Linked DNA regions of Mus musculus: regions 2 and 3 are each linked to region 1. A link is a loop called in an ENCODE intact Hi-C map of the cell type or tissue named here. Cell type or tissue: heart. All regions are shown on one strand. Links, peaks and the distances in the headings refer to the core of each region. The heading gives the core; the rest is flanking DNA. Region 1 holds the start of Pck2 (phosphoenolpyruvate carboxykinase 2 (mitochondrial)). Region 2 holds the start of Jph4 (junctophilin 4). Region 3 holds the start of Gm46455 (a long non-coding RNA gene).

What was found. Peaks named below come from ENCODE experiments on the same cell type or tissue, not always from the same donor. Only the 100,000 strongest peaks of a DNase experiment are listed, where the experiment ranks them.
Region 2: it touches region 1 in a loop (2.4-fold over the local background); 3 of 42 quality-filtered maps call a loop at or near these places.
Region 3: a loop joins it to region 1, with 2.2 times the contacts of the local background. A loop is called at or near these places in 6 of 42 quality-filtered maps.

What each region holds. Positions count from the first base shown.
Region 1 is chr14:55,532,138-55,542,002 of GRCm38, forward strand. Pck2 (phosphoenolpyruvate carboxykinase 2 (mitochondrial)) reads left to right here and starts at 8,129. Exons shown (of 10, transcript NM_028994.3): 1 at 8,129-8,376. The coding sequence starts at 8,348. In heart, for the core only: a CTCF peak has its summit at 4,171 (motif pointing left); a DNase peak (open chromatin) is centred at 8,194; H3K4me3 peaks cover 1,062 bases; H3K27ac peaks cover 1,357 bases.
Region 2 is chr14:55,110,194-55,120,058 of GRCm38, forward strand. It overlaps Jph4 (junctophilin 4), which reads right to left and starts at 6,742. Exons shown (of 6, transcript NM_177049.5): 1 at 5,798-6,742; 2 at 4,703-5,252; 3 at 3,214-3,985; 4 at 1-2. The coding sequence starts at 5,081. In heart, for the core only: CTCF peaks have their summits at 3,917 (motif pointing left), 4,671 and 5,352; DNase peaks (open chromatin) are centred at 3,738 and 4,898; H3K4me3 peaks cover 3,346 bases; H3K27ac peaks cover 1,437 bases; H3K27me3 peaks cover 7,011 bases.
Region 3 is chr14:55,150,442-55,160,306 of GRCm38, forward strand. Gm46455 (a long non-coding RNA gene) reads left to right here and starts at 4,293. Exons shown (of 5, transcript XR_001781265.2): 1 at 4,293-4,323. In heart, for the core only: no CTCF peak of the experiment used is centred there; no DNase peak of the experiment used is centred there.

The DNA.
Region 1 (9,865 bases), core at 644-8,643:
CATGTTGGCCTAGAACTCACAGTGACCATCCATCTGCCTCTGCCTCATGAATGCTAGGATTAAAAGCATGTGCCACAGGCAGGCCCTGCCATCTGCCTGAGGCTTGGGCTGACCAACTCAGCTACCATCTAGGCCAAGATCCAGTGCTTTGGGTCGATCCATTCCAACCTTCACTCCTACCACAAGCTGCTGGAGCTAGTGAAGAAGCTAACCCTGCAGATCCGGAGCTGCAGGACCACTGGGCTCTGGGCAATAGCAGGACATCCAAGAGCATGGATCCACACTGATGGTGTATCAGAAACCAGAAACCTTGAACCAAACCAATGACTCATTACAAAGAATATTTGCATATTGTAGTGGCTATTCCTGGTTGTCAACTTGACAATATTTGGAATGAACTACAATCCGGAATTGGAAGGCTCACCAGTGACCCTTATCTGGAGGCTTGGAGATCCTTATCTGGATCTTGGTTTGAAGATCTTGAGCCACAGTGGCTATGAATTCCAGAAGATTGAATCTCCGAGTTTAAGGAACACACCTTTAATCTGGGCTACACCTTCTGCTGGAGACAATATAAGGACATTGGAAGAAGGGAGTCTAGCTCTTGCTCTTGCTCCTTCGCCTGCTTGCTGCATGAGACTGAGTAACTGCTAGATCCTTGGACTTCCATTCACAGCTGCGACTGAACCATTGTTGGGAATTGGGCTGCCGACTGTAAGTCATCAATAAATTCCTTTACTATCTAGAGACTGTCCATAAGTTCTGTGACTCTAGAGAACCCTGACTAATACACATATAAAGCTGTTGGGAAAAAAATATATTGTGTGACACACTGCAGCTTCCCATACCACCACGATGAACGAGTATGTGATGGAGAGGCAGGAAAGATGGAGGAACTAGAGGCGAGACAGCTGCGACAGGTGTGAGAGAAGGCTGAGAACAATGGAGGAATTGCCCAGTAGAGTTGGCAGTGTGCTATGCAGCAGCCTGGAGCTTGCACAGACTCAGCGCCCTGGCTCTGAACAGGAAGTCTACGATGAAAAATACTTCATTTCCTAAAGTGGAACTCTTTGAAAGACCTCCATGGTCTGAACTTCCCCCAGAGGCCATGCTGGCATCAAAGATCTGTACTGATGCCCCAGGCCATGATGAAGCCCTAGTGCCATGTGGATGTCCGTGATCCATGCTGTTACCAAGGGCCATGTTTGGGTCTGTGGTCCTGATGTCCTGGGAGCCAGGTTGATGTCTAGAGTCCATGTTACCTCCTAAGATCATACAGATGTCCATGGTCTGTACCTTGCCTGAAGCCATGTTGTTGTCTGCGGGCTGTGCTGCCACCTGAAGCCGTGTTGGTGTCCGTGGCTGGTGCTTTGGCAAAGGGCTGTGTTGATGTCCGTGGTCCGTGATGTCACCAGGGTCCCGGTGGAGGTCCTTGTCATGTGCTGACACTGGAGATCATGTGGATGTCTGCGCATGGTCCAAGCTATTGCCAGGATCTGTGTTCCCGCTGACTGTGAAGGGCGAGAAAGCTATTTTGCAGGGGTATCGATGACTACAGACAAACAGTTAAGAAGGAGGGACACAGAAGGCTTTTGTGACAACCCCCAACCCCACCAAAAGTAACAGCCTAAAAAGAAAGCCATCATAAAGCAGTCAGTCAGAGCTTGGCAAAAACTCTGGAAGAGGGGAAAGGGTTGTAGAAGCCAGAGGGGTCAAGGACACCCACAGAACCAACTAACCTGAACTCACAGGGAGTCACAGAGACTGAACCCACAGCCAGACAACCTGCCTGGGTCTGACCTAGGCCCTCTGCATGTTACAGTTGTGTAGCTTGGCCTTCTTGTGGGACTCCTAACAGTAGAAGTGGGAGCTGTCCCTGACTCTTTTGCCTGCTTTGGGGACCCTTCCCTCCCCCAGGGTTGCCTCATATGAGGGGAGGCACCTAGTCTTATTGTAACTTGATATGCCATGTTTGGTTGACATCCTGGAGAACTGCCCATTTCTGAAGGGAAATGGGGGCTTGGCTGGGAGGCCGGTGGGGAAGGACTCAGTTTTCTTTTCTTTTTTCGAGACAGGGTTTCTCTGTGTAGCCCTGGCTGTCCTGGAACTCACTTTGTAGACCAGGCTGGCCTCGAACTCAGAAATCCACCTGCCTCTGCCTCCCAAGTGCTGGGATTAAAGGCATGTGCCACCACTGCCCAGCTCAGTTTTCATTAGGGGGCTGGCCACAGGCAGTTTGACCGTGTTCCAGTAAGTATATGGGCAACACAAATCTGGACATGTTTTTTTTCTTTTTGTTTTTTTTGTTTGTTTGTTTGTTTCTTCTCTTTTTGGGGGGAAGGCCCAGGGGTCAGGGACAAACCTGGGAGAACTCAGAGGTGGATGGGGTCAGGGCGCATGATGTGAAATTCCCAAATAAGGCCGGCTCTCTTATTATTTTTTTCTTTTCTTTTTTTAAAGATTTATTTATTTTATGTATATAAGAACACTGTAGCTGTCTTCAGACACCCCAGAAGAGAGCATCAGATCCCATTACAGATGGTTGTGAGCCACCATGTGGTTGCTGGGAATGGAACTCAGGACCTGTGGAAGAGCAGTCAGTGCTCTTAACCGCTGAGCCATCTCTCCAGCCCCTCTTTTCTTTTTTTTTTTAAAGATTTATTTATTTACTAAATATACACCATATTCTGTCTACATTATGTGTACACACCAGAAGAAGGCACCAGATCTCATTATAGATGGTTATGAGCCCCATGTGGTTTCTGGGAATTGAACTCAGGACCTCTAGAAGAACCAGATCTCCAGCCCCACTCTCTTATTATCTTAAACCTATTTGTTTTAGTGGGTATATGTAACATATGTATGCACATGTTCACATGTGTGTATGTGTATATACAGGTCCATACACCTTCATGTATGCACATGGAGGCCAGAGATCAGGGTTAAATGTTTTACCTAATGGCTCACCTTATGTCTTAAGACAAGGTCTCTCTCCCTGAACCTGAGACTCACAAATTCATCTAGACTGACTGTCCAGCAAGTTCCAGAGAGCCTTTATCTCTTTATCTTTGTTTCCCCCACACTCAGAACTCAGATTACAGTCATGTGCCATACAGCCCAGACTTGAATGTGTGTGGTGTGTGTGCGTGTGTGTGTGCACGCGTGGGCACAAGTCCAGAGGTCAGCATAGGTATCTTCCTCTACTGCTCTCCACCTTATTTTTTGAGAAAGGGTCTCTCACTGAGCCTGGAATTCATAAATTGGTGAGACCTGCCGGCCAGTAAACAGGGAAGCTTCTGGTCTCTGCTCTCAGCACTGGGATTAAAGATGCCTGCCACAGGGCTGGTGAGATGGCTCAGGGGTTAAGAGTACTGACTGCTCTTCCCGAAGGTCCTGAGTTCAAATCCCAGCAACCACATGGTGACTCACAACCATCCGTAATGAGATCTGGCACCCTCTTCTGGAGTGTCTGAAGACAGCTACAGTGGACTTACATGTAATAAATAAATACATTTAAAAAAAAAAAAAAAAGGATGCCTGCCACCAAACCCAGCTTTTCACCCGGGGGCTGGGAATCCAAATTCAGCTTCTCGTGTTTGCTTGGCACTTTGACCATCATTCCAGTCCCTGCTTGCTTTATTATCAGTCAATCAATTACTATAAATATTTATATATCCAATTTTATCATAGATATGTATGTGTACGAAAAATGCAGATATATATGGAACTTGAATACTTACTAAGTAATGGTTCATTTTCTCTCTCTCTCCTCTCTCTCTCTCTCTCTCTCTCTCTCTCCTCTCTCTCTCTCTCTCTCTCTCTCTCTCTCTCTCTCTCTCTCTCTCTCTGGATGGGAGGGTTTTTGAAACAGGGTTTCTCTGTGTAGCCTCAGCTGTCCTGGAACTTTGTAGCCCATGCTAGCCTTGAATGCACAGAGATCTGCCTACCTCTAAGTCTGAAATCCTAGGATTAAAGGCGTGTGCCACCATACCCAGCTACTATAATGTTTTCAAGTATCTCTCTTAGATAAATTGGGACTGTTCCAACTCTAGCAAATCTGTGAGACATCCAGGGGATAAACCATGATTGTCCCTAAGAAGGAGAAAACAAACAAACAAACAAAACAAACCACAGAGCAGGACATTGCAGGTCACACCCTGCCCCCTGGTGGTACTGCTTGGACACAGTGCCAGCTGTGGCACAGGCTGAAGTTGCTGGGGAAGCCGACCACAGTTGAGGTGCAGGCAGGGGATTGGGGAGCAAGCTGAAGAAGAGTGGAACAGGCAACAATAGTGGAAGAAACCCTTACAGCATGTCCTTGCTCTGTCTCCCTGAAGCTAGGAAGGAAGTTGTGAGAAAGAACTGAAGAAGTGCAGGTCTTGCTGGGTGTGGTGCTGCATGCATACATACATAAATTCCAGCACACAGCGGGCAAGGCTAGTCTGTTCTACACAGCAAATCCAGGCCAGCCATGGCTATATAGAGAGAAACCGTCCCCAAAAGGTAAAAGAATGTGGGATCACTCTTTCACACAATCGTCATTTGTCAGGTGACTATCGTGAGAGGACACTGGTAGGGGGCAGTTTAAATCGAGACTTGGTTTGCTTAGATTCTTCTCTCTAAAGCAGAGAAATGGCAGGAAGGCCAGGAGGGAGGCGGAGGTGATCACTCAGATCGCTAGGGGCCAGATTAGGGACTTTAAGCCTAGTCTAAGATTCTTTGGGTCCTTCCTTTTTCCCCCATTTGTTTTTTGAGATAGGGTCTAGCAGCTCACAATAAACCAATGAAATAGTATATAATAGAATTGCAGGGAAGGAAAAAACCTGGATAATTAGAGTCAGAAAGACCTGGAGCCAAGATCCCTTTCTCCAGCCAACCAGATTTGCCACTCTGAGCAAATGATTTAACCTTCAATGTCTACATCTGCAAGATAAAGTCACTGCAGACTGAGACTTGTACACAAGCTGCTAGCACAGAACCTAGCACCTGCTATCCATACCATAAATATCAATTCTTTTCTCTATGCAAATTGATGCTGTACACAAAGACAGATGGGGTGTTGAAAGACGCAGTCCAAGGGCCTTGGAAGCTATCACATAAAGCCAGGTACAAGATAAGCCCTGTGCTAAAGTGTGGCTAATTGGGTAGAACCATTCTAAAGGTCCTGGTGTCTAAATAGCTATGAAAAATTAGAAAAACAATCCTTTAGTCTGACTGAGATATTCCTTGGGGCAAACTTGGTAGATGATGGTACCATTCCCCGAGACAGGGAATCCCAAGAGCTGGAGCAAGATTTTGAACAAGATGATGACCTTCAAAGAGGCAGCCATTCTGACACCACTGTGAACACCCTGAGGCCTACCTACAGTGTAGGCAAGGAATAAGATGGGGAAGGCAAGGTGAATGTGGACAGTTTTGATGCAAGGATTATAGGATAGGGTGTGGGGTAGGGTAGTACAGGTCTATAGACACAAAGGTAATGGGGATGGGAAGCACTGGAGACCAGCTATAGACCACCCTTAGAGGCCATCTCTGTTTATGCACAAAACTCTGAGACTAAAAATCAAGATTATTTGTTTTGAAAGTGGCAGGATCCACTTAAAATAAGCTTAAGTAAAATAATAATGGATTCGTTCTTGTAACAAGAATATAGGCTTTCTGCTTCACCTATTTCCAAAACCAGCCACATCTCCTCCAAGAAGTGCCAGTCTAATATCTGAGACATGATAGTAAACATTAAAAAGAATGGATTTGGTTGTGTTGGCGCAAGGTCACCAAGGCTGCCTTCAACTCTTAGTACAGGAGATACAGATGCCACCAACAACCCATTCATTGGCCTCAACTATTAGTCTACGTGTTCCAGTATGATTATACACCCATGACAAGTTCCACAGTACAGTCTGGGATGCACGTGGGAAATTTGTCTTTAATCTTCCAGGAATTTGATCTCTCCAACATTAGCTGGGTGGATGCTGGTGTCAAGTATGCTGTGGGGTCTTCACTGTTGTGAGGAAAGGTGGGGTGACTGGGAGGATGGACCCAAAGGGACATCATCTCTGCCCTTTCTGTTTGTGATGGGTATGGACCAGGAGAGGTACAACATCTCATTCAAGTTTGTCATCAATGCCCCCTGTTCCACAGTCTGCTTAGCAATCCCTGGCCCAAGGTCATCCATCAAGGGATTTATGACTACTGTCCTCTAGAAGACCTTGGATCACACACAGATGCGCGTGTGCGCACGCGCGCGCGCGCACACACACACACACACACACACACACACACACACACACACACCGAAAAGCTGTGCTGTGATGGCCATGGGCTACCCAAAACATCCCTTCATTCCTGGTACAGCCAAAGCTGTGGGCAAAGGTCATGCCTGAGCTGAACAGTAAGTTCACTAACATGACCTTCTCTGTCCCTACTTCCACTGTGCGTCCTGGATCTGACATGCTGCCCAGAGAAAACTGCCATCTGGGAGATGCCAAGAGGTGTGGTGACACATACCTTTAAAACTAGCACTTGGGAAGCAGATTCTGCATTCAATGCCAGTTTTGTCTACATAGTGAGTTCCAGGACAGCCAGACTACATAGGGAGACTGTGATTCAAAAGTAAATACAGACATGCAGATATAAGAAGGTGATGAGGCACCGGGTGTGGTGGCACATGCCTTTAATCCCAGCACTAGGGAGGCAGAGACAGGCGGATTTCTGAGTTTGAGGCCAGCCTGGTCTACAAAGTGAGTTCTAGGACAGCCAGGGCTACACAGAGAAACCCTGTCTCAGAAAAAGAAGGAGGAGGAGGAGGAGGAGGAGGAGGAGGAGGAGGAGGAGATGATGATGAGGCAGGCATTGAAGCATCCTGGGCTGATATAGGGACCAGTTGCCTCTTGAGACTTTAACAGCAACATCCATTCTACCTTTGATAGTGGTACTAGCATTGCTCTCAATAACCACTTTATCAAGCTCATATCCAGGTATGACAGATAATTTGGCTACAGCAACAGAGCAGTGGACCATTTAGGTCCACACAGTCCTCTAAGGTCCACATGGCCTCCAAAGAATAAGAAACTCTGGACCACCTACCCCAGCAAGAGTAGGAGAGGAAGAGAGCCCTTGGCTGTTTAGGGAGACCCTGCCATAACTCAGGCTCCACAGCACTGAGCATCTCTGCTCACAGTTTCCATCCTAACCCCCAAAAGAAGAAGGGGTTTTTAAAGAAGCCCTCAGACAGTCTTAATAAAGACCACTGGGGTGGTTAGGGGACATCTATTGATCTTTGTCTCACTGCTCTGCCTCTGCCTCAGGCAGGTTGGTGCTTTGCATTATCAAGCTGACACCCAACAGAACCCAACTTAGACTCTACAGACTCAGCAATCCAGCAAAAAAAGGAGCTCATGTCCAAAGGTTAGAAAAGGTCTCAGACAGGGATCCCATGCCCCCGTCTCTGAACATCCTGATTGCTGTGGCCAGGGTGTGGGCCACACAAACTGGCCCTAAGAGAAGCAAGGTCAGACCCACATGATCTGATGGTTCTCCAAAGAAAGTCACAGTGCTGCAACCAGAAAGAGGATTCTGAGCATCATGGATGCGTTGAGTTTGGGTTGGTACAGCATTTGAATACCCAATGGTCTCAAGTTGGAATGAAATGTTGAGAAATTACACAAGGACTCTCTTTGGGATTAGGTGGGGGAGGGCATTAGAGGACCAAGGATATGTCTGTAAGCCTGAAACACCCCACCAATTCCATGGTGCTAGAGGAAACTCCCTTGATAAGAAGCTGGGCACGGACAATAGTTTGGTTTTGTTATTATTTGAGGACTAAGGAGAGCTTAGTTAGCATCTGGGACCCTGGAAAAGAAAAGCCTGAGGCTAGGAGTGCTCTGGAAAAGCAAACCTAGACCTTGAGGGTTTAGGCATCTTGTTATCCTGGGCTCCCCAGCCCTGGTCTCATCCCTCACTCTTAACTTGTTTTGCATTCGACATCTCTTGGTTGCTTTCTCTAAGGAGCAACAGCCTTCAAAGTTACATCAGTATCTTACAGCGTGGCTGGCCGAGTGGGCGGATCCCAAATTGAACTCCGGCCTCCAATGGCTTGAGGATGTGATGACTGTGGGGCGGAGGCTTCACCCAGCCCGGGGCCTTGAGCCCGGGCTAGTGAGCCGGCCTACAGAAGGGCGAGAGAACCAGCTAGGTTCCGCCCCGGGGACTGCCCGCCTCCTTTTTAAGCGCCTCCCGCCCAACCTCAACTCCCTCTGGCTTTGCTATGCTCCTTCCTTCCCCGCCTTCCTTGTCTCCCCGACTGCGCTCGTTCCTGTGGCCATCCCGCAGCGCCAGTCCAGGTGCCATGGCTGCTATGTACCTCCCCGGCCTGCGGTGAGTGACCCATAGCCCGGGGCCCACTCCGCGCTCCACCTTCCGGGCTTCCTCCGCTTGTTTCCCATCCTAGGAAGAGACTGGCAGGGTGGCTATTAATCAGTGTGGGTCTCACGGTGGTGCATCCCCCCCCCCCTCCGCATTCCCATCCCCAGCCATGCCAGGTTTCCTAGCCAGCCTCTGTGCTCTTCTGTCCCTCCCTGCGGCTTGTGTGCTGTTCTAGCTGCCACTCGCAACCTCCTCCCCCTTCTCCTTTGCCTTCCTGAGCCCTATCTCTGCAAATGCTCTACTTAGCAGATGTAATTCTTTCAGACCAAGGGCTCCTAGTCCAGCTTTCAGTGTGTGAGTAACCATTAAGGCCTTGAGGCCATAGGGTTTGAGGCCCCGGGGACCCGAGCTCAAAGCTCCCTAAAGACGGTAGAAGGTAAACATCACTTGCAGCCTCCCTGAGAACAGAACGGAACCTGGCACGAAGCCCAGTGAAGCCTCTGGGGACTAGGGGGGGAGGGAGACAGGGAGGGAGAGAAGGAAGGAAGCAAGCAAGATGGGAGGAGGGCAGACTGCCTTTTTAACTTGGCCGGCTTCCCCCAGTAGGTCCTGGACCCCAGGCTTGTCCTGGCTGGCTCCCCCTGCCCCACCCCCCATACAACCGGGCCTCTTCTCCGTATACCCCTCTCTCCATGGTCTAGGATGTAAAAGAGTCTAAACTGACTCCTTATCTCTTCTTCGCAGTTTACTTGGTTAATCCATGTGAGAGTGGTCTATGAAGGATAGAGAGAAGGTCCCTCTCAGGGGCGTGCAGGAGAATTGGGGTGGGGCTGGGAGAAGCTGTGCTTCCCATAAGACAACTGGAGCCAATACCTGGGGATCAAAGCTTTCAGGATCATGCATTTAAAATTAATTTCTCAGGGAAACTGTCATGTGCAGAAAAACACACAAAGAGACCTACCTTGCTGTGCCCCCACCCCCTGGGGCCACACAAAGTATGCTGCCTTTTTTGTCTTCTGGAAAACACCCCACCCAGGCCCAAACTCCCACATCCAAGAGCTTTCTCTTCTCCCTTCCCAGGCAATGTAGCCTGTGTTCTCAGGTTCTGACCCTACCATCAACCCCTAAGGCTTCTAAGGAGAGCCAGGGAATGCACAGGCCCACACCATCGAGGCCTACTATGGGTTTCTGGCAGGTGAGGCCTGGCATGTGAGAAGGGTAACTACATCTCTTTACCTTCTTTTGTCCAGACCAATCACAGCAGACCCTACTATCTTCCAGGAGGGTAGCAGGACAAACAATACAGAGACTACCCTGCCCTTCTAGGAATCTAGGCATGGACCAATGGCATTATTCTTCTTGATCCAGTTTTCCCTATGTTAAAACATCCTTGGCTAGTCCACCCTTGTTGACCCAGGTGAACAGAGGCACTACCTGAAACCCCAGCATCCGTTGTCTTCATTCGAGAATCCTAACCTAAAGCCTGGCTGGCACTGGGAGA
Region 2 (9,865 bases), core at 910-8,909, 420 kb before region 1:
CCCTGTTGGGTCCCAGGAACAGGGTCTTGGCCGACCTTCCCCCACATCAATTTACTCATGCTCTGATGTGCCAGCCCCTTACCCAGTCCCACTACATCACATTTGACTGGTTTGAGCTACCTCTGGGGTCCTCATCCCTCTGCACAAAGCCAGCTGTTGTCATCCTTCAGGGCTGGGTTCTTCACTTAGTCCAGGGCTGTACACTGTCACCCCTCCACCCCCTTGCTCTCACACTGTTCCACCCTTATGTCCCGGTAGTAACACTTCTTCCAGCGGCAGGGCCCGCTCCCCTCCCAACTCTGTGTTCCACTGATGCTGTGTTCCACTGTTTCTGTTTACTGAGCTGTTGCTTTCTCGGCAACTCCCTGGCAGCCCTGTTACTGCCTTAGCACCTCTGACTTCTACCAACCCCTCCGGCCCGCTGGGGAGTGTCAAACTCCTTCCTGGGGGATGTGAGACACCATCCAGTCAGTACCTTATCCTGTTCTAGCAGCACCCACCACAACCACCTTCTTCAACCATCCATTCCTCTGTGTCATCCACTCCCCACTGCAAGCCCTGGTTATTTCATTCCACTTAGACCAGTCTAGATTTCCTGGAAGGAAAAGTTTTCATCTTGCTTTTGTTTGGCTTCTGTTATCACATTCTTCTCCTCTGTTCCTGTCCCTGCCTCCCCCAACTCCAACACATCTCTGAGATCTACAAGTCCCTCTTTCTCAAACTCACATAGACTAGACTGGCTTCAAACGCACTATGTAGCCAAGACTCCTTTTTTTTTTTTTTGCCTCTATTTTCCAAGTGTTGGGGCTAAAGGCGAGCTGCTATGTCCAGCTTAGAGCTGGAATAAGAGAAGTGCTCTCTCCTCTCTCTCTCTCTCTGTCTCTCTCTCTGGCTCTCTCTCTGTCTCTCTCTCTCCATATGATTCCCTTCCCTACCAGTGCATGCCCTGACACCCAGTGTAGATGTTAGCTTCTCACATTACACCTGTGTAGAGCCTCAGCCTCCTTCTGTGCCCCGCTTTTTTTCCTAGCCTGCTCCCTGTGCTCAGTTCACTTTAAAGGATGCTTGTCCTTGCTCCATTACCGTTTCTCAGTTCTTTTTTTTTTCAGATGCTTCCTCAATCCTCCTCCCGTTTCAACACCCTCTGCTATTAGGTGGTTTAGAATCATCCAATTGCTTTTATAATCCAGACTGAAGTCAGGCACAAAGGAGCAGAAACAATCAGGTGCATTTGCTATGGTCTGACTGGATTAAGACTCATGGCTCCTTTTGGACATGGGCTTTTTTTTTTTTTTAAATCCATTTAAGAAAGGCAGTTTGTAACTGGTGGTTGGTGAGATCCACTGTAATTTTTGGTGAACTTCCTATTGTATACCTTGGACATATGGACAGCCCTCTTCCTTCATAGCTGGTGTGTTAAGTGCTTTAAAGCTTACTTGGCGGGACATCAGATAACCCTGTTGTACTAAGGGTTTTTATAACGTTTATGACTAACCCTGACCTGGAATTGAGCTGGGTTCTGAACAGATCTGAGCTTCACTCTTCGGTTGCACTGAGTTCTGTTGATGGCCACAAAAGCCTGTGGCTTTAGACATTGAGGATGTGGATTATTAAGTCTAAGCAGTAGATTTGGTATGTGCTCAGGCATCAGGCTGGACTCAAGCTACCTGGTGGATGCACCTGCTGCTGAGGCTCTGCTGTTTCCATGGCAGCCAACAGCCAATCAGGGTTGCCAAGCCTGTTGCTGGGGAGACCAGCCAGCATCTTCTTCCCACTGCCTGATCTTCTAGTTAGTGAGATCAGTATTCCCCCCACCCCCTGCACATGCCTCCACCCTATCTAGCCCAAAACGTTCCATGATGCTCTGATCTCCCTCTGCCCTGGCTTAAGGCCTAGATTCTAGGATCCATACAGCCAGACACAACTACAGACACATTCTCTGGCCCAGTCATCTACTCAGGATTTGACATGGTCATACTTAAGCATATTCACACATGGGCACGTATACAACAACTTGCCCATCGTGCAAGTTCTTGACTCATATTTAGGCCTATCCTCATGCCCTCTGAAGTACCCTCAACCCTCATTACCTCACTAAAGAGCACAATACGTAAACATTCAAATGTGTGAATTCCATAAAGCAAGGGTCCTTGACTCTCATTCCAAACCAATTTTGGCTATTTTTAGATCTGTGCTATCTCACAGAACTATTACGCACTTAAAATGTGGCTGCTCTCAACCAGAAATGATATAAGTGAAAAAACTACATGCAACATTTTAAAGAATCCAGAAGGAATGCAAATTACATTGCTGTTTGAAAGGATAAAAATTTTGGAAATATGGCTTAAATAATAATATGTTATTAAAAATCATTTTACTTGTTACTTAAATTTTTTTCCTGATACAGGGTTTCTCTGTGTAGTCCTTGCTATCTTGAAAGTAGCCCTGAAGACTAGGCTGGCCTCGAACTCAAGAGATCTGCTTGCCTCTGCCTCCTGAATGCTGGGATTAAAGGCGTGTGCCACCGCGCCGGGCCCCACACCTGTCTTGTAGTCTTTCTGGACTTTACTGCTTTAGCTAACAAGACTCTGATGCGTGGAAATGTAATCTTATTTACTGAAAGACAAATCTTCTTTAGAGGCAAGACTCCTCCCTTCAGATCTGAGTAAAAGAAGCCAGAGCAGGCAAAGTGGGTAGAGAATAGATTTCAGCTGTAAAAACCAGACCTCCTCAAAAGCTAGAAATAGACTACAGCCAAGGCTGAAATAAAGTCAGGCTGGAAACTAGTGAGGAAAGGTCTATAGTGTTTTGTCCAGGATGGAAGCTAGTAGTCTGAGGCCTGAAGGCTGAATGAGCTAAGCAAGAAGACCAGGGCAACCAAGAGGTTTCAGGGCCTGTACAAAGCAGCGTTCACTGTGCCAGTCACGCACCAAGGAGTCTATAGGTGCACATATTCACACAATAGACTGTGGCATTGTCTTACTACCCCGCCCCCCGCCCCAACACTCAGCCACCCACGGTTACACCCACACCCACCTATAGCCTCAGTTTTAAACACCCTCAGTCCTAGGGCTACAACTATCTGGACACAGGCCTGCTCATGTTTCCCCAATAGGCTGTAGAGCTTGGGTCTTGGTTCTCTCTTAAGTGTGGTTAGTACCCAGAGGAACCTCTCCTCTCAACCCAAGTTGGATCTGTGCACCAGATGCCCACCTGGCAGCCGCAATTTCCTGGCGCTGGCGGGCAGCACTCACAGCTCGACGGGCACCTTCGACAGCCCTGTCCACTTTCTCCTTGACTTTGCCCCGTCTAAGGGCCAGAGGCAGGAGGCTGCGGACACGTCCCCCGTGTACCAGCCGGTTACGCTTGTACTTGCCCTCCTCACGGGAGCCATCGGGCCGGGTGGTGCGCCCGTATCCGTGGCGTCGGTTGCCCAGCCACTCGCCTTCGTAGCGCAGCCCGTTGGATCTCTGGCTCACTCCATAGCCACTGCGCCGGTCCGCACGCCACTCACCGGCGTACACCTCAGTGGCTGAGCCCTCGATGAGGGCAGGTGGAGCTGGGATTGGGGGCCCGCTGGCCTCGGAGCCCGGGGGTCCTGTACTGCCCACTTCGCTGCTCACCTCGCTGCGTAGAGATCCCCTCTTGCTGCCCAGGGAGCTGCGGCGCCCACCAGCCCGGAGCCCGCTGAGCAGCAGTGAACGGCGGAAGAATCCACCTGCTGCTGGGGTGCGCTTACGGGAAGACGCCCCGTCGGCGTCCCCTGGCCCCGCCAGCACGAAGCCGCCTCGGGAGCCGGAGGCTGGGCTGCCTCCTTCATCTCCTGGTAGGGGTAGGGGTGGAGGCGGCGTCGGGGGGTCGCTGTGGCCGGAGTCCAGGGAGGTGCGGCGGGGTGAGCGCAGAAGCGCCGCCTGGTGGTAGGGTACACTTTGGCGCACCCCGTAGCCGTGGCGTTTCCCGGCTTGCCACTGGCCTTGGTAAGTGCCTGTGGGTGTATAGGAGTGAAAGAGTCAGAACATTTCAGTGGGCTCCCAAACCCACTAATTCGTAGCCCCAAAGCCCTTGGAAGCTCAAGTGACAGGTGGAAGCAGGGAGTGCGGAGGTCTGGGAAAGAACAGGCCAGGCTTCGTTGGAAGGTGTGGAAGAGCAGATGAAAACAACTAGAGTAGCATAAACACGTGGATTTTGGCAATGTCAGTGGACTGGGGAAAGGCAGAGAAACGGGCAGGCTGGAGTATATGAAGGACAGGTGGCTCAGAGACCGTGATGCTCAAGCTGACAGGTGGCAGTGTGTAAAAAAGGCACGTGACAGGCAAGCAGGACAGCAGGCTACAAGCTGACTTGAAGATTACAGGTTAAGTGGCGAGGGGTCAGGCAGGTGGAAAGGGCAGGCAGGTTGGAATGAGAGAGAAGCAGGAAGAAAAACTGTCAAATGAGTTTGTTATGAGTATGGTGGTGGTGGTTGTGGTGGTGGGAGAGGCAGGAAGATGGAGGTTGGGGTCCTGAGCTGGGGGATGGTGTGAGGGACGGACGGCAATACTGGAAACAGAAGGCTGGCGCACCGCACGCATATGGCTGGGGAAGGAGGATGGAGGATGGGAATAGCAGGGCGTGGAAGGCGGAAGGCTGGGGAAGCACACGCGCCCCAGGCCGACGGGAGGCGCACGCGGACGGGCAGACAGTAGTGGGCCGGGCCCCGCACCTCCATCCGAGTAGGTCTCGGTGCCGTAGCCGTCCTGGAAGCCGTCCTTCCAGAGCCCGGCGTAGCGCAGGCCGGACACGCTCTCCCATACGCCGCTGCGCCCCTTCAGCCCGCCCAGCCACTCGCCGCGGTAGGTCCAGCGGCTCTTGCGCTCCACGCCCAGCCCTTCGCGCTTGCCCTGCTGCCAGTGGCCCTGGTAACTGTGTCCGCCGGGCCCCGTGAAGACACCCAGCGACTCGAAGCCGTGAGCCCAGCAGCCGCTGTACTCTCCCTGGGCGCCGGGCCCGGTGCACACGCCGTAGCCATGTGCCCGCCCCGCCTCCCAGCCCCCCACGTAGCAGCCCCCGTCGTCAAAGTCGAACTTGCCCCCGGGGGACATGCATGTAGTTGGCGCGGCCTCAGCCCCCCGGCAGCTCAGCGCATCATGGGGCTGGAGAGCCGGCTGGGGGCCTGGGGGCCGGGCGAGGCTTGGGGGCGGGGGCAGTTAGACCGGGGCTGGGCGGAGGGGCCCCAGCGCGGGCAGGCAGGGCCGGACCCTCATCCTGAGTGGCTGCGGAGAAAGAGGGGTGCAAGTGGAGAGCGAGGCAAGTGGAAAGCGAGGTCCCCTTCTTTGCCAGCCGCTCCCCTGCCGGTAGCTTTAGGGCATCAGCACCGCCCTCCAGCCCTCCTCCCATCCCCCCTAGGCAGCATCTTTTAGCAGCTCCCAAGCGGTGAGGGCAAGGGGGCTTTCCCATCCCTCCCAACTTGTAGAGGGCGCCTCCCGGGACTTGGGGTCCCAGCGCTGATCCCGAGTCCTACTTTTCCAACCCAGAACCCCAGAGTGTGGAGCGTGGATGGCAGTTGGAGGTGGGGGACCTGGGAGGGGCCAGGGCAGGGTCTTCCGACACCTGCTTTCCTGGCGATTTGGACCCCTCTGCCTGGATTCTTTGGCTCCGCTAGCAAACCCGGGTGCGGGGGAGGCAAGGGGGTAAAAATGTAGCTAGCTAGAAAGCCGGCCCCAGGTGGGCCGATGGTAGAATGGGGATGTTGGGGGTGGGGTGGGGGATGAGGGTAGGGATGGGCAGACTGGCGAAAGGGAGGGGACAGGTTACTCACCATGTGTGCTGGGGCTCAGGCTGCCTCCCAGGCGCAGTTTCCATGGCAGGGTCCCTCCACTCACACCTCACCAGGACAAGCCAAGCCCCCTTCCCTTCCGGAGAGACTGCTACAACCCAGAGAAGGAAGGTGGGGGAGCTATGGGAGAGTCCCTTTTCCTCGGCTGAAGGTGCAGGCTAGTGTGGGGGGTGAGGTAGTGGCAGGGTGGAGGGGATGAGAATAAGTGTAGGGGGAAAAAAATCTGTCTTGAACGGAGACAGCGAAGAGGAGCTGGGGGCTGGATGGGAAAGGGGAGGGGGCTATCAAGAAGGGGTGTTTTTATTTTTTTCTTCTTATGGTTGGGAGAGGAAAAAAAAAATCAAAATTCCAATTCCATCCCAGCACAAATCAATGTTTGCTCCAAACCCAGCATCAAGGGGGAGGCTGGGCCAGGCAGATTTAAAGGGGCAGAGAGAAGCGGAGAGGAGAGGGTGGGGAGAGAGTCAGTGGCAGTGGGGGTGGTGCGAGGATGCTCAGGCAGAAAAAAAGGGGGTTCGCTACCCCTGAGGTGAGGGAGAAGGCAGGCGGAGAGGAGAATGGAAGGCTCAGAGACCCCCACGGTGGAAAGAAACCGTGGCATGCAGGCAGGGAGTGGAGTGAGGTGGAGGGAGGGGAGGGGAGAGGAGCTAGGGGGAGGAGTCTTAAGATGGGGAGGCAGGGGGAGGCCAGAGCCAGGCGGGGGAGGAGAGATGCTGGGGAGACCGGGAGTGCGAGAGGAATACAAAGAATGAGGTGCAGGGGTGAGAGCTATGGCAGGGGGAGATATAGCCGGCATGGGAGATGGCGAGGGAGACCCATTCCAGGACTCTTGAGAGATAGCTAGGGAGAGAAGTCAAGGGTGGAGGGAAGGAGGGGAGCAGAATCACATAGGGAGAAGAAGAGAGCGAAATAAGGCTCGCGACGAGCGGGAGAAAGCTCTGCAGAGAAAGGGCAGGCATGAGAATAGAAATCCCGGCAGGAAGAGCCCACATGGAGACAGGAGGTCCGGAAGTGGTGTTTATGAGGACCCTGGGGAGAGGGATGAACCTGCCAGCTGCTTGGCCGGAAGCCAGGAGGCATTTGAACGTGGATACCTCTGCCCATTCAGCTCAAACTCCTCCACCAGACAGCGCCCACCCTGTCACAGTTTTAGAGGTAGCTTGAGATGGGGCCCTGTCTGGAGGCCCCACTAAGCTAATGCACACAATATTCCGCGGACACCAACAGTTTGTCTAGGATGGGCCCTCTGAAGGGAGTGTTGGTATGTTCATTAAGGGGGCTCAAATTTGAGGAGGCCACCAAGATCTTAGGGCTCTGGAGTCTTCTCTTTCACAACACAGCAAATTACACAAGTTTGCTTGAGCAGGCTTTTGCTGTGGCCCCTTAAGCCCATCATCGACCTCTTCGAGTCCACTCTCCAGATTGACAGCACAAGTAGACCACACAGGTATTCACGTACTGCATTCCCTCCCTTCTCAGCTTCCTCTGGCCTGCCCCTGCGTGTTTACAGGGAAGGAGGCACCAGTGTGCTCAATTGCCTTTCTTTCCCCATAGGACCTAGTCCCCGCTGCCCACCCCTCATCCCCACACCTGATTTAAAGAGATCCAGAGCCCCGAGGGGGAAGTCATTCACCAAGGGGCACACTGGCAAAGTTGGCAAAGCTAGAAGTAGAACACTAAACGCAGACTTTTATTTTTGTTGGTGTTGGGAACGGAATTCTGGTTCTTGGGATAAAGCGCGTGCTCTATCACTGGGCTCTAGCTGGCAGCTTGGTGTCTTTCGAGCCCTTCAGTTCTTCCAGATGTCTGTGCTTGGGAGCATCCCCTAAAGTCAGGGTTACATTGGGTACTTTGGTAAAATAAAGAGTATGAAGATCGAAATAAACAGGGATTTCTCTTGTACACACACACACAGGCACATGTGTGTGCATACTACACACTATGTATATATTAGTGGGGTGGTGGTGTGTGCATGTGTCAGAGAGAGAGAGAGAGAGAGAGAGAGAGAGAGAGAGAGAGAGAGATATCAGAGGAAGTCCTTGTCTTCTGTCTTGTTGAGATAGCTCTTGTCTCCTCTGTGTAATGTACTCCAGGCTAGTTGGCCTGATCCTCTTGTGGACTCCCATCTTTCCTTAGGAGTGCTAGGCTTAGATGTGGGCCACTGCATCTGGCTTCTCACCTAGGATCCATGGATTGAGCTCAGGCTGTAGGCTTGTGTGTCTGCTGAGCTATATCCCTAAATCACATTGTGTTTTTCTAGAAGTTTCTCCAGGGCAGAGACTACTCTTTTTTTTTTTTTTTTTTTTAAAACAGGGTCTCATTATGTTCCCCAGGCTCCTCCTTCATCCTCCCCGAGTGCTGGGATTACAGGCACAGCCACCTTAACATCATACTCAGCAGGGAACCACATATTTAAAGCACTTTTGAGAACAAAGCAGGGTAGCCATCAGGTACTGGGGATGTGTAGCTTAGTAGGAGAGCATGTGCCTAGGATGTGCAAGGCCCCCAGTTCAATCTCCAGTACCAAAACCAACCATCACCAACAAAAATCCCAGAGTCCATTTGGGGTCCACTTAATACAGGATAGTTGGTTCATATATTCATTCATTCATTTCTCATTAGACATCTACATCTTTACTGGTGAAGTCCTGAGAAAGTCTTGTAATATATGGGACACACAGCCCTGGCTGTGCTCCTCCCCCATTTCTCTGAGGGAGCTAGCCTTTTGGCCTGTCCCTAATGGTTGCTACAGTCATCTCTTTCAGAATAGGGACACTTGTTATTTTTATTGTTTTCTTTCTTTCTCTCTCTCTTTCTTTCTTTCTTTCTTTCTTTCTTTCTTTCTTTCTTTCCTTCTTTCTTTCTTTTTTTCTCTTTTTCTTTTTGAGACTGAACTGGTTTGTTTTGTCACAATTTACAAATGTAAAAGTGTCATGGAGAGAGGAACTGGTGTTAGCTGGAGCTAGGTTCTGTGCTTGGCACTCTGTCTGCATTAGCTCATCGGTCCCCACACCAACTGTAACTGAGCAGTCTAGGCCGGGAGCCAACACTGGCCTTCCTAAACTGACAAAGCAGAGCACATTACCTGATGTGTCTGAGCTGTAGCTGGCCTGTCTCTACAATGGGGATATTACAGCGCAGCAAGGGCTGAAGTGACTATATGAACAGTACAAACGATAATATACAGAGAAAAAACCATTTAGTATGGTGCTCTCCCAGTGCATTGTAAATGCCCAACAAATGGTGGCTTCAAAACTAACTTGGTATTATTTCAGTTTTATAATCTGGATCTAGAAGTTACTTAACATGCTAATGTGTAACAGCCCTTAGAACTCCACGTATGTCAGATTCCCAACTTAGTAAGTGTGTTTCTCATTGCTAAGATAAAGTACCCAACACAAGGAACTTAGTGGAAGAAGGGTCTCCCCTGCCTCACAGTCTGAGGGTCAAATCCATCATGGTGGGAAAGGCATGGAGGCTGATAACCACTCTCTGGGATTAGCTGGGGAGCAGAGGAAACAGAAGTTCTCAGGTTGCCTCCTCCTTTAGAGTCATGCTAAGAGGCAAGCCTGTGGCTGTGGTGCCACCCACACTCAAAGCGGGCTTTCCCTCTTCAGTCTCTGGAAAAAGCCTTATAGACCCATCCAGAGGTGTGTTTCCATGGAGATTCTAAATCCTGTCAAGTTGACAAAATTATCCATGCTCTAACAAATGCATTGGGGGAAAGTAAGACAGCTGTTGTAGACTTGTGAAAGTCAGACACAATATCAAGAAGAAAATAAGAATTCCTGTAGTCTCCTGTGTAATAAACACCTTAATTTATTTTCTTTTGCAAATCTATTTATTTTTACGTTTTGTGTATGAGTGCTGAATTGAGTCTATGCACCAGGTGCTTGTAGAGCCCAAGAAGGCCAGAAGAGGGCACTGTGTGCTTTGGAACTGGAGTCACGGCTGGGTGCTGGGAATTGAACCCAGATCTTGTGAAAGAGCAGCCAATGCCCTTAACTGCTGAGCTGTCTATACAGCCCCCTTTAATTTCATATAATATCT
Region 3 (9,865 bases), core at 785-8,784, 380 kb before region 1:
CAAAACGAGGCTATAGACCTCTGGGGATTGTCTGAGTTAGGGTTTTATTGCTCTGAAGAGACACCATGACCAAGGCAAGGTTTATAAAGGACAACATTTAATTGGGGCTGGCTTACAATTTCAGAGGTACAGTCCACTATCATCATGGCAGGAAGCATGGCAGCCTGCAGGCAGACATGGTTCAGGAGAAGGAGATAAAAGTTCTATATTTTGATCTGAAGGCAGCCAGAAGGATACTCTTTTCCATACTGGGCAGATCTTGAGCATAGGACCTCAAAGCCCACCCCTACAGCCATGAACTTCCTCCTCTAAGGCCACACCCACTCCAACAAGGCCATGCCTCCCAATAGTGCCACTTTTTATGAGCCAAGTATATTCAAACTGCCTCTGGGTCCTCATGAGTACTTTTATTTAAACTGACACACAACACCAAACTGCAGTCTAAAGATTCATGTTTATACATACAGACAGTGCCAGTTTCATTCGAGAGAGACTTTTTTCTTTCTTTCTTTTTTCTGTGGAGGGTAGTGAATGCAGAGATCCATTGCAGTTCCACGATGACTGAGTGCTTCCCCCCAAGTGGGTACCGCCCTGTCTAAGGCTCAGGGAATATTGTGGAAGAGAGAATATAAGGAATTTAAGAGCCAGGGAGATAAGTAGGAGAGATATAAAATGGTATCTTTAGAACATGACACAGCCATTGTAAACAGGATCTCACAGCAGCTGTGGTGGCCTGCCCGGTGTCTGCATAGGCTGAGGCTTGTTGACAGCCAGTCATGGGTCACCTGGGGGCTGCTAGGACACCATCCCTGATGATTCTAGCAGAGGGAAAGTCATTGCCCTCAGAGAACCAAACCGTAGACCCAGCAGGCCACAGTGGACAATTCCAAGCCTGTGGACACACAGAGGGTCCTGGTTAAAACCAGCGGGTGACAAAGCAAACAAGGAGTCATGAATGTGGGACAGGGGAGTGTGGTGGGAAGGAGAAAGTGGGAAAAATATAAGGTGGGTGAGAGTAAGGAGAATGCACTGCACACCGGTAAGAAAATGTCAAAGGACAAATTCAGTTCATCAATAAACATGAAAACGATTGCAAACTATCGAAGCGAATTATATATAAAAAGAAGTCCTTCTGGGTGTGGCTGGACATGACTTTAATTCAAGTCAGGTAGATTTCTGTGAGCTCTACATCATGAGTTCCAGGCCAGCCAAAACCACATAGTAAGACCTTATTTAAAAAACAGAAAAACAAGACAAAAAAATAAAACCCACAAAAAAACCCCTCCAAGACCCCTATCATATTTCTGTGGAAGTCCTTGAGACAGTGGCAAGTGGCTTTATCTTTTAACTGAGACGGGGTCATGCTGGTCTTAAACTTGAGATGCTCTGCCGGTCGCAGCCTCTAAGTGTGGGGATCTCGACATGAGCCGACACGCTTGGCTACAGATTTGACCCTGGGAAGGGATGCGGGAAGTTTAGTGTTTGAATCCGTCTTGACCTGCTTGAGTTTTGAAGTTTACCATGAACTTTGAAAACTCTGTTCTTTCAGGTTTCATCCTCCTAACCCTGCCTCTCACTTACCCCAGAAGCACCCCCCCCCCAACCTCTGGAGTAGTCACGGCCACGTGCTTCCTGAGTTCTAACATGTGTTTGCATTATGACATGACAGAATTGCTTTGTCTGTTTGGCAAACTTGTACAATTACATTTGCATTTTGAATTAGGTTTCCTTCACTGGCTATCTTTTCAAGAGATGGGTTTTTTTGTTGTTGTTGTGCAGTATATCTTCTGAGCATTAATTTTTCACCGCTATGTAATATTTCACTGTACACATGTAACAAAACTGACTTATTTCTCTTATCACTAATGAGCACTTGCATCTGTCTTTCCTGCAGGGCTCTGACGGAGAATGTGGCTGTGAAGACACAGGGGTTTGTCACACAAGCACTGCTTCTTTTTGCTGGGCATGATGCAATCCCTTTGCATCCAGAGGTCTATTTTTACCGTCTATAAGTGACGAGCCATTTTCCCAAATGATTGTAGATTTACCCTTTGTCTAGAACTGAATGGGGGTTTCTGTTGTTTTTTACTTTTTGACTACACACAGTTAATTATGATCATTAAGTAGTAGGGTGTGGATAGCACAACACCTCTAATCCTAGCCCTCAGAGGAGGCAGGGGGACCAAGTTGGAAGTTGGGTTAATCAACAAAAAGAGGAAGGTAAGTTCAGGAAATAAGGGCTTTTGGTAGAAAACAAAACAAAACACCCAACAACATTTCTCACAACCTTAAGTTTGAGGTGAGATGTACTTCCTGCCAAGTTCCGTGTTAGACATGGTTGTACAGCCCCGCATCCCCCCCCCCCGCCCCCGCCCTCCGAGAGCCCATAACCCCAAGAGCCCACACCGCAGAGAGCCCACGGCCCCTCTGGCACACCTTGCCAAGTGGGAAGCAAGGAGGCACTAGTGCAATCCTTTTTGTTGTTGCTCAGAACCCTCGCTTGCTTCGTGATGCTCCGTGGTGGGGGAGGGGTCAGAGTGGGCCTGGTGCCCAGTGAAGGAAGCGTCTTGATATCAACTGCCCAGTCTGGGAGGCTGAGGCGGGCTGATTTCTGTGAGTTCTAGGTTAGCCAGAGCTACATAGTTCCTGTCACACAAAATCAATAAGGTTGGCAAGATGGCTTAGCCAACTGGCTGCTCTTAAAGTGGAATGAGGTGGAAAAGACCAATCGTTAGACGCTGATTCATTGATTTATTTAGTGACTTACTTAAAAAGCACTGTTTGCACTGCCTGTTGCCAAGATGACTTCACCCGATACCTGGAACAGAATGACCTGGAGAAATGGCTGAGATCACGGGTCGTTGCCCTTAGCAACCTGCGGACTGCCACGTAAGCATCTGAAAGTCCCACTGGCTCGCCCGGCCTCCTCACCTTGTAGTTTTACAGCAATAAATCAAGAGAACGCAAACGGAGCCGTGACCCAGGCCTTCCTGGAACTGTCCTGTCTTTGGCCCACCCGACATCTCTTTCCTTCTTCCTTCATGGGTGTAGAATGCTTACTTCAGAAATCCCCCCATGACACTCTGCTAGAGGACCCTGGCTTGGGTCCCAGCACCCATGTGGCAGCTCACAACTGTCTGTATCTCCAGTTTTATGGGATCTGGTGCCCTTTTCTTGTCTCCCCAGGCACCAGGCACACAAGTGGTACACAAACATACATGCAGGCAAAGCACCCACACACATAAAAATAAATATGCACTGCCCAGTATCTGGCACCATCAAAGAGCTCAGAGATTGCTGGTGGGGAAAATTTCCTTGGTCTGCTGAGTGTCAGGATGTAGGAGCTGTAATAAGCTTGGGGGCTCTAACAAGTCAGGCTGGCCCACTAACCTTCGGTAAGCCAATTAGACAAAGCAGATGAATAGTGAAAGGCAGAAAAGTAGCTTTATTCAGTGAGGCCACACTAGGGAGAAGAACAAAGAACTCTATTTAGCAAGCTCCCACCAGTCCTTCTTCAGCATCCTACAGGAGGGTAAGGTCCAGGCAGCAGAATTAGAGGGTCAATCCTGTACAGCTCACCCACTACTCTTGTCTCAGTCCAGCCTCTCCTGAAAGGATGTCGGACAAATCTTTCCTGGGAGACCATCTCCTCTTCCAATTGCCCTCAGGCCTTGCCCCTCCATCCCCAGCCTGGGCCATTGGGAGATTCCAATTTTGTGGAGTGTATTGTTTCAACAGTCTGATTGATGAGGGTGAGAGCAGGTATCTCTTGAGTACAGCCCTGGTGCTGTCCAGCAGGCCAGACTGCAGTCTCATACCATTTCCTTTTTTGTTTGTTGTGGTTCTTAGATGTCTTACCACTGAGTTGTAGCCCCAGGTTTCCTGCCTTCAGAGCCCACCTCCCATCCCTGACTTAATTTTGAGACAGTGCCTTACTAAATTACCCATGCCAGCTGTGAACTCGTAGTCCTCCTGCCTTGGCCACCCCAGTAGCTCAGGCTACAGGTTTGCACCACCTGACCCATTGGATCACAGACTGTTTATTGGTGTGGATCATCACTCACAGTGCTGGCTTTTGCAAAGGTATTTTCTTTTCTTTTTTTTTTTTTTAAAGATTTATTTATTTATTTATTTATTTATTTATTTATTTATTTATTATATGTAAGTACACTGTAGATGTCTTCAGACGCACCAGAAGAGGGCATCAGATCTCGTTATGGGTGGTTGTGAGCCACCATGTGGTTGCTGGGATTTGAACTTCGGACCTTTGGAAGAACAGTCGGGTGCTCTTACCCACTGAGCCATCTCACCAGCCCCGCAAAGGTATTTTCTTACAAGTATTCTAAATACTGTACTCTGACCACGTTAGCCCATTTGTTGCCGCCTGTCTTTCCTCCCCTCTCCACATTCTGCTGCCCCATTTTCTCCTGGGCTCTTCTGTCCCTACTTCATTTTTATGTATACATGTACGATTTTATGTGTCTGTATGAAAATCTAGGGTCCTCAAATGAAAGAAAAGATAGTAGAGCTGGGTGTGGTGGCTCCCATTGATCCCAGCACTTGGGACGAAGAGGCAGAGGGAAATCTGAATTTGAGGCCAGCCTCAACTCAAAATTGAGTTCCAGGATAACCAGCACTACACAGAGACCTGTCCTGAGAAACTGAAAAAAGAAAAAGAAAAGGAAAAAGAAAACACGATTTTTTTTCTGAGACCAGTTCAGTTCACTTAAACAGAAATGCAGCCACATCCTCTCTTTCCTGCAAATATTTCATTCTTTGCAACCAAGTGTAATTCCACTGTGCACACGCACTGCATTTTCTTTATCTACCCCTTGGCTGATGGTCCATAACTTGGCTGTAGTGATGTCGCAGACATGGGTGTGCTTACTGTCTTTGTGACTTACTGACACCGAGTCCTCGGGCTGACCACTCAGCTACGGTCGGTCTAACTGCCATCTGTGCAGGAGTGCTCTCTCTTTAGTTTAAGGAAATATCACCTCCTGATTTCCACTATGGGAGGGCTAGTTTATGTTCCTACCCACTGTGCACTGTGGAAGTGCCCCCCACACCCTCCCCATTCTCAACAGCACTTGCCATTTCCTTAGTGAAGGCCATTCTGACTTGAGTGAAATGGTCTCTATGTTTGTCTTGGTTTGCATTCCATTGGTGGCTAATATCATGGCCTAGATTCCATCTTGCTAGGATCTAGAATCAACTAAGAAAGACACACCTTGAAGTAGGTCTGTGAGGGTACATCAGAAAAGGACTAACCCTGACTCCAGTCGGGTGTCAGAGAAGGGAGAGGGAAAGAGGTTTGAGAGAGGTGTGGAGACAAGATAACCCTTCACACGGGAGCTTTACTAAGAGGGTTATTAACGTCCCAGAGAGTACAATGGGGGTCCAAAGCAAGAGGGACGTTCAGTTCAATCAGACAAAGTAGAGGGAAGAACCCAGACATCACGAGGAAGCAGGCTTAGTTAATATGTGACCTATGTATGTTGTCAGGTTGTATCTGGTTTCTGGGTAGTGGAGGTGGGGAGGATTCTGTCTGTCAGCTTTTTGTAGCAGTATCAGAGGTGGGTGTTGGGGAATGGGCACACACAACAGGGGGCTGTGGTTGGAGCAGTGTCCTAAATAGGCCCAACCCTTGCCATTATAAGAAAAGAAACAGAGGATGGCTTTAATAGAAATGAGATGGGAGTCCATCACTGATGGGCATCAACATCAGTCTGCTCCTGTTGAGCTGGGGTGTCACTGGGTCAGTCCCCCCATAGTCAGGTGCTGGGGTGTCACTGGGTCAGTCCCCCATAGTCAGGTGCTGGTCTCTGGGTTTACGTATCAGACGGATATTGTCCACATGTCGTAAGAGTGTTGGAACTGGGTTTGTTGAGTTCTGGGAGAGATGAACTGTTTGTTTATTGGGAATAATGGAATGGAAGCAAAGAGGAGTCAAAGAACAGTCTTTATCAGAAGAAGGGGTGCTCTTAAGACCACGATTTAAGTGTTTTTGCTCCTTAAGGAACTTTAAAAAATTTATTTACCTTTATTTTATGTGCATTTTTTTTTTTTTTTTGCCTGCATGTATGTCTGTGTCAGAGTGTCAAATCTTGGAGTTAGAGTTTTGAGCTGCCATGTGAGTGCTGGGATTTGAACCCAGGTACCTCCTCAAGAGCAATCAGTGCCCTTAACCACTGAGTCACCTCTCTAGCCCCTTCAGGATATTTTTGATAACTCAGTAGTTATAAGCTAGGTTATAGAAGGCTGTTGGGAGGCATCAGAGAGTAAAGATGCTTTTCCAGTGGGGCTGCTAAAGATGTTCTGTGGTTAATTCCAAATAATTGATGATGTCTCCCCTAAAAAGATGGATTGGCCAGGGCTGGCAGTCAGGTGGGTTTGTTTTTCCATCCAGAGCCTCTTTACTGTATATACAGGAAGGAATTTGTCATTTTACCCAGGTTAAATATTTGCACAGTAAGCATCCAGGGGTGAGCGAAGTCTCACTTGTGCCCAATTTGTGACTGGACAAGTTCGATGCTGTTCTAAGTCTCCTAGGCCAATAACCATTGGCTGGCAGAAGATTGGAAAGGCTGCTTCTATATGTTTTCCCAAATGCTGGCTGAATGTGACTTCTTCATCTAGTTGGAGGCACATAGCAAGCAATGGTGGGTGATATTTAGGAGGGAAATAGCTTAATTGGCCAGGTCATAAGCAATGGGGTGTTGAAATGTTATAATTCAGAAGGGAATAGAAGGATCAAAAGGAAAATGTTTAGGACACCCCTGATGGTGAAAGGCGTAGGGAGACTGCTAAAGTGAGCCTGGCACATAAAAGAATGGTTTCGTCCCGGGAGAGTAAACAGGCTCTCACGAATAATCTAGATACGCTGCCTTGAAAGAACTGCCCCTCAGAGCAGGGTGTCTCGGAGCATCTGGGTGAACTTCGCTTCTCTGATTGGTTGAGGAGTCATCGGGAGAGAAGTTTCAGATATTTTATTGGTTTTCAGTCATCTGAGGCAAACTGCAGAGGACTCTTCTGGCACCGGAGTTCCTGTCACAGGGCTGTGATGTCACACAATGGCATGGACAATGATTGACTATTTTAAGTAGCTGAGACAGTCTGCGAGAGTCTCGGCTGCGGACCTGCACTGCTCTCTGCAGTTGCTGATGTCCATCACCTAAGTTCTCAGGACCCGGGTAGCTTTCATTCTGGGAACTTTCTAGTTCCCCTGCTGGCCAAACACCACAGTTTGTGTGTGTGTGTGTGTGTGTGTGTGTGTGTGTGTGTGTGTGTGTGTGTGTGTGTGGCAAAGAGCATCTCATGTTCTCTTCTGCCAGGGAAACTTAATCCCAGGATCTCAGACAGATGAGGCCGAACAGGCCGGGAATCAGTCATCAGTGGAGAGAACCAGTGGGCACCTCATTAAGGGAGGAACCCACGGATCAAGCCAAGGCTGAGTCATTGTGATTGGGTCTGGTTTTTATCTTGTGTCCTCTGTATATGAAATAACATTGCATGTCACATGTAATAGGAGGGTGACACTTAAAATAAGCAAGAACACAGTATGGCCTAAATAAATCAAAGTAGCAGATGAAGGAAAAAGCACTTATCTTCTTTTAAGCTTATTTATTTTATATACGTGGTCACTCAGTCATTGTTGTTAGACACACAGGCATCAGGTCCCATTACAGATGGTTGTGAGCTACCACATGGTTGCTAGGAATTGACCTCAGAACCTCTGGAAGAGCAGTCACTGCCCTTAACCACTGAGCCACCTTTCCAGCCCTAGAAGAAGGTATTTTAAAGTTGGTTAGGAAGAGTTAACCCATGGAGGTAGTTACTGTAAGTCTGTTAGAAGTTTGGGAATATTGTGGGACTTCTTAGAACATTTAATTTAGTTGTAGCTTAATATCACAGTAACATAGTGATACAACTGGTTGGACCCAATTCATATTTTCCCTTATTAGGAAAGTCTTTGTTTAAAACTTTAAATATGGGCAAGAGAGATGGCTCAGCAGTTAAAAGCACTGACTGCTCTTCCAGAGGTCCTGAGTTCAATTCCCAGCAACCAAATGGTGGCTCACAACCATCTGCAATGGAATCTGATGCCCTCTTCTGATGTGTCTGAAGGCAGCTACAGTGTCCTCATACACATTAAATAAATAATATTTTTAAAAAACTTTAAATATTTGAATTTGAAATAGAAGTACCACCCAGATGGAGTTCTTTTGGATTTTTTTTTTTTGACAGGGTCTCACTCTGTAGCTCTGGGTGTCTTAGAATTCACTTTGTAGACCAGGCTGGGCTCAAACTCATGGAGATCTACCTGCCTCTGCCCTGAGAATGCTGAGATCAAAGGCGTGCACCATCATGCCCAGCACTACCATTTGGAAAATTAAAAATAAGGGTTTTTTCCTACTTAAAATTAGAATTTAAATTTTTTTAAAAAAGATTTATTTATTTTATGTATGTGAGTACACTGTAGCTGTCTTCAGACACACCAGAAGAGGACATTGGATCTCATTACAGATGGTTGTGAGCCACCATGTGGTTGCTGGGAATTGAACTCAGGACCTCTGGAAGAGCAGCCAGTGGTCATAACCACTGAACCATGTCTCTAGCCCTAAGTTTTAAAATTTTTTAAATATTAAAATGTAATTACATCATTTCCTCCTCTCCCTTCTTCCTTCCAACCCCTCCTGTGGAGCATCTTGCTCCTTCTCTCTGGAATTTTTAGCCTTAAAAAATAAATATCAATTAAATATCATATATATGCCTACATACATAACGCAACCTTTACAGTCAGCTTACTGTGACACACCACACACACACACACACACACACACATACACACACGCCTGTGTGTGTGCCTGTGTCCCGTCCCTTTTCTCTAGGCTGGAAGGAGTCTTGGATGAGACCTTTTTCCAATTAACTAAACCACCTACTTTTCTTTATCTTCTGGGCGTTTACTGTGAAAAGACTTTATAAACAATTTTGAATTTTTAGCTAATATGTATAAAACATCCATTATAATCACATTTATCTTTCTTTAATAAAAGTGGGTCATGTAATTTTTAAAATTAGTTTAAAAAAGTATTTATTTGTATATGAGTGAACTATCTTCACACACACCCAGAAAAGGAAATCAGATCCCATTACAGATGGTTGTGAGCCACCATGTGTTTGGTGGGAATTGAACTCAGGACTTCTGGAGCAATAGCCAGCTCTCTTAACCCCTGAGCCATCTCTCCAGCCCTTAAATTTAGTTTTTATAGAACATTCTGTACTTATTTTATAAGGAGATAATGAATGTTTTCCTGAAGGGGCAGATCACAGATTTAAAAAAAGTGATGGGAATATTTTAGGCTAAGAATATAAAAAGAAAAAAATCTTTAGTTAACTCAGACAATTATTATACCATTTTTATATCACCAGTATAAAAGACTGAAGATCACAGACACAATGAAATTTCCAGACAATAAGCCAACTTTTAAATAGATTTAAAACGTTTGTCCAATAAGGTTTTATGATAATTTTGTAACTTGAAAGGAATGCCTTAGGTAGGAATACTTTTAAAGACTTTCTATTAGTTCTTTGAGAATTTTCCATCATGCACCTCAGACCCACTCATTTCCCTTATCCTTCCTACCCTCTCCAGCCTTGCAACTTCCCGACCCACAGAAGGAAAAATATTCTCACTGTGGAAGCTGTAGTGTGTAGCAGTGTGTCACACAGTATTCCCTTTTGTCCACATGTCTTTGCTTGTAAACGTTCATTGCAATGAGTCTTTGGTCTGGTGCAAGGCCTCTGGCGTCTGCTACACTCTCAATATGGGAGCTTCACTGGGACTCCTCTCAGATATCCTGTG